2 separate regions of the Homo sapiens genome follow, and region 2 is linked to region 1. A link is an interaction called in ENCODE POLR2A ChIA-PET data of the cell type or tissue named here. Cell type or tissue: PC-3. All regions are shown on one strand.

What was found. ChIA-PET counts read pairs that join two places held together with the same protein. Peaks named below come from ENCODE experiments on the same cell type or tissue, not always from the same donor. Only the 100,000 strongest peaks of a DNase experiment are listed, where the experiment ranks them.
Region 2: POLR2A ChIA-PET joins it to region 1 with 7 read pairs; 2 of 35 experiments call an interaction of 5 or more read pairs at or near these places.

The regions. Positions count from the first base shown.
Region 1 is chr2:151,175,978-151,178,477 of GRCh38, forward strand. No RefSeq gene overlaps it. Among named protein-coding and RNA genes, the nearest start is that of RBM43, 85 kb to the right of the region's middle. In PC-3, no CTCF peak of the experiment used is centred here; no DNase peak of the experiment used is centred here.
Region 2 is chr2:150,931,561-150,934,060 of GRCh38, forward strand. No RefSeq gene overlaps it. Among named protein-coding and RNA genes, the nearest start is that of LINC02612, 300 kb to the left of the region's middle. In PC-3, no CTCF peak of the experiment used is centred here; no DNase peak of the experiment used is centred here; H3K27ac peaks cover 261 bases.

The sequences.
Region 1 (2,500 bases):
CCCATTCCAAAATAGGATTAGAGACAGCCTCCACGGGCACACAAGAGAACTACAGCCAAGAGAATCTTGGCCCTGACTTCAGCATTCAGCACCGTGGGGACCTAGCCTTGGAAGCCTGACAGAGAATCTATACCAAGAGTCTTGTCTGATGAGGCCCTCAAGGATGCGGGAGGAAGGAGTGCCAGGTTGGCTCAGCTGTTTGGATCCCTTCGCACTATCCTCTTCTTCATTTATCAGGTTAATCACAGCTGCCTAAATCCTACTAAAATTGGGAAATTAAAGCACAGTAGCACTGTTCCATTATCCCATTAGGGATACATCCTATTCGGATTTCCATTCCAGTAGGCAGATAGAGGTGCTCATTCATCACCCTCAAAGGGTGCTCATTAATGCCTGGCCATCTCAATTGTTCTCCTTACCTTGAGAACAGATGTAAAGCTGCTACTCCCAACTATCACCATGATTGAATTCCCTCCAGCTTTGGGCGATTCTGTAGGTTTCCTCCTTCCAAAGCGAGGAAAGAGGTTTTCTTGATTCTCCTTTCTGAACACTTTCTATTCACTTAGGCACAAATCTCTCAGCCTTCCTACACATGGTGGTCTCAGCACGGCTGCTTTCTGCCTAGGTGAATATTTGACATTCATTTTGGCTGCTTCTATGTTTGGTGCATTCTTATCTAAAGAACTTGCTATCAAAGCTGAAAATAAATGATAGGTACTTGCTCTCCTAGCATTATTTATAGCCAGAATCAAATTTGTAACCAAGGTTTCAACAAAAAAAGACCCATCCACACTGGACTTAGGAAAAAATGGGGAGTGTTTCTCTGTCTCTCTCTCTCTCTCTCTCTCTCCCTCTCTATCATGAAGTGGCAGCAGAGGGCAGTGGCTACAAGGTTGAGTACTTGACACAAGAATTGGGGGTGGCGCGGGTGGGGAGTGTTTGTCAGCTTTGGCTGGGCTAAATGATTCTCTGGTGCAGAGTGGTACAAATGTTTGCATCTATGTCTTGGTGGCAGCTAAAAACCAGTTCTGACTCAGGGTTTGAGATGTTGATTACCTCTGGCTTGGCACTGCAGCCCTCCCGAAAATTCTGTAAGTTACTCTATATCCTTTGACAAACTCTTTTTCTGTTTAGTTACCCAGAGTCGAAGTCTATTGTTTCTAACTTAGAGCCCTGACTAACCCAGTAAATTTCCTGCAGAACTGATGCTTTTCCCCAAATTCTCCTCTCATAATAGTGATGGCTTTGGACCCCCCGTGTAAAGGTGAGTGTAAAGCTTTATTCTGGATACAACTTTCAGACACCCAGATGGGCACATTGAGATGGTTCCAGTGAAGCCCAAGCTCACCCAGCTAGTGAGTAGAAGAGTGGAGACTTGGACGCAGGTTTTCTGACTCAAGTCATATACATTTTTTTAGAGACAGGGTCTCACTCTGTTGCTCAGGCTGGAATGCAGTGGTGTAATCATAGCTCGCTGTAGCGTCAAAGTCCTGGACTCAAGTGATCCTCCCACCTCAGCCTCCCAAGTAGCTGAGACTGTAGGTGTGTGACACCACACCGGCTAATTTTTTTTTTTTTTTTGTAGAGAAGGGGTCTTACTATGTTGCTCAGGTTGATCTCGAACTCCTGGCTTCAAGTGATCTCCCCTGCCTCGGCCTCCCAAAGTACTAGGATTACAAGTGAGAGCTATTCTGTTTTTCTCAGCAAAAAGAAACAAATCCCTCTTGAGTTGTCAAGCCAACTTAAGTAAGTGCTGTACTTTACATTCACTTGTAACAACTTTAATATTATACTAAAAGTAGGAGCTACACATCATTGCTCAAGGAAAACCTTACATGTTGTTTCTCATTGTCACACAGTGTAGATCATCTATAATACCACAGTTTTGCAGGCCACCCAAGGCAAAGCTGGTGCTACAACTCCAAAACCTTTTCTCACGCGTAGCTAATTGGCTGCTTCTGTGTAGTGTGCATCTGCGTGTCTGCTCCCACCCATGGCGTTATATTCTTATTAAGAATCAGTTGTGTTTGTTCTGAAACCTAGTTAGGACCATTGTACTTGTTATTGCAAATTCATAATTGAATAAAATATGGGGAAAGCCAATGAAATACTAATATTTTTTTAATTTATTGTTTTGAAAAGATTCAATAGAGGTAAGTAAGTAAAACTTATGAGGAATTAGGAAGTTTACAACCGTCCAACTGTAAAGTCATAAAAGTAAAGAAAGATTCTGTCCTCAGAATGCTTTTCAATGGACTTTCAATTCTCAATTCACATTCTTGTTCTGATTCTTAAAGTTCTCCATTTAAAGACACTGACACTGGCAATTATGGAAGATGCGTTATGTACATAGTTTATGCAACAAAGAAATAAAGGTATTCCAATCAGCACAACAATACTTAGAGAACGCCCTGAACCTACCACATCGTATTGAAGAGTGAATATGCATATGCATGCTTTAAAGTACACGTAAATGTAATGCGTAAATTATTATGCATCC
Region 2 (2,500 bases), 240 kb before region 1:
AGTGCTCCTCTCCCCCTGTATCTATCCACAGTCACAGAATCACAATAGATGCTAGGAAGCCTTTTGAAACAAGAGTTAATGCTGTACACAATGGCTTTTGAGAGCTGCATAGCAGCCCCAAGAGGCCCTGATAAAAGAGAGATTGAAGGAGGAGCAATGGGAATGTCTGAAAGAGAATCCTCCAGGAAGAAAGACGAAATCGCAGCGGGAACTAAACTCTTCAACAACCCAAGTAGTAGAGGATAATATTAATAGACACTTCTAGGATAGCTTAGGCAGGGGCTTGTTCCACTTCAGGCATCCTAGAGTACCTGTGCATTGTGGCAGGCAGGGGCTCTGTGCAGTGAGAGATGGTCTCACTAAACCCTGAAGTGATTGTGAGCTCAGCTAACTTTGCGATGGCATTTCCCCTTCTTACTCCCTAGTGAGGGGAGCACAGAAGAGTGCTCTCCTTCTTACCTCACTGGATTCCTGAGGCTGCACACCGACCATGCAGCTCCAAAAGCATCAACACAACAGCTCTGGCAACAGAAGCAAATGCCAGCTTAGACCCCATGGCTCTGTTGGGCTTGGATGGAACAAAGTGTCCAAGTGGACTTCCATGGCAATTAGTAAGGGCAAAGCTCGTTTTTGGACTTGTGTTACCACCTATGTTTACTCCAAGAAGTGCTTGAGGAGGGTTCTCTGCAAAAGACTAAACTTCCCACAGCTAGACAGGTGGAAGTTGGAAGCCACCTGTATTCTGGCATTTCTGTGCATTTATACTCACCAGGCAATAAAACCAGAGACACAAGAATGGAGTAACAAAAGTCCTAAGAAAACTGCCTGATAGATTCCATGTTATTTTTAGTGACTCCACCTGGAATCAACAAAGGGGCAAGAATGTATTCAGAAATGCTCAAATGTGTAAAAAGCCCTTTTAAACTTACTGATGCCTAATTTATACTCCAAAGGCCAATTGTTGCTTAGGTTTTGGCCTCATGCTTAGCATTGTGTGTGAGTTTACATTTTGTAAACAAGCTGCAACTTATCATAGCATTTTTTTGTTACTGAAAAGTTTAGTGCCAAATGGCTTGGCATTATTTTATTCATTAAGCTTCCTTTTTCCATTTGAAGTCTGAGTATATGCAGGGATAGAGTTACTATTGTTGCCATAATCTTTTATTCAAATAATCAGATAAATATTTCAAATGATACAGAGTGATAAAAGAAGCACTTCATTACCTTCACGCTGAAGATTCTCACAGTGATAAAAGGAAGAGGAAAAAATTGTGAAACGTGCTGCTGTTGAAAATCTAACACAACTCAAATGATTGGGCAGCTCTATAGCAAAGAGCCATTCTCGCCCCTTATTATAGAAATGGTCATTAATGTTTAATACCTGCTGGAAGAGAGAGTGGCTTTGTGAGCTGTGGGCTGGGAGATTGGTACTGTCTTCTTTCCTGATATTTACGAAGCTTCGGGGCTGAAGTGACATTTCCATTCCACTTGCTGCCGTTCTCTCTACAGCTGATTCCTTCAAGGCAGAGGAACAGGTTGCTTTTCCCATCTGCACCAAACCTCTGATCTCCAGGCTTGGCAAATTAGTTTTCAGACAAATAAAAAATATTTTGACAGTAAATCCTTGTTTATAATATCTCCCTGGGGAGGGAGTAATCAGTGTAGAATATCAGGCAGGCCATCAGTTTAACCACAATTTGAGTATTCAATCTGGTCGAACATAATTTCCTGCTTTGTTGTTGAATATTTTCTATTTTTCTGTCTTTTGTTATTTTCTTCAAAATCCCACTGCCCAAATAATAATAATATTGTAGAGGGTTAATTGTCATAAGGTAATCATAACCATTGGAAAAAATATGGTTTTGGCTTGTTCTCACCTATATAAGAAAATGAGTTTGAATTTATAAACTAACAGTGTTATTCTTTGCAGTACTATAAAAACATGCAATCTCTATATATTTGGATGACTGTATCTTTGTGATTGTTATATAAATATGTATACAATATTGCACAAATACAAAAATTAGACCTCTTCATTTCTATTAAAAAAATGAATTACTAGCATATGACTAAAGAATTATTTAGAATCATCCTAAACCAACTGAAGTATTCATATAATTTTTAAAAGAGGGCTTGTAGTAATGTTGACTTAGCTCTGACTATAATTAAACAAGCTAAACCAATAAACTGTTCCCAATGCACTAGAAGCTTTTTTACATTTTGGAGACTTTTGCTTTCAGAATTCTGGAGGGCAGATAATGGCTGCTATAAAAGATACTACTTGCACAGAGATTCACAGCAGACAGGAGTTTATGTACCAGTGAGCAAAAAAATAGGCAATAAAAAAGGGGAAAAGATGCCAATAAATCAATCAATGAAATAAATGGCATTACTGAGAAGAGGAAGTATAGTATTCTCCTCATGCCCCCACCCGAGCCCCAATCACACTTTTCCCTTAAAGCAATACTGAAGGCATGAACTGCAGATTTCTTTAAAAAAA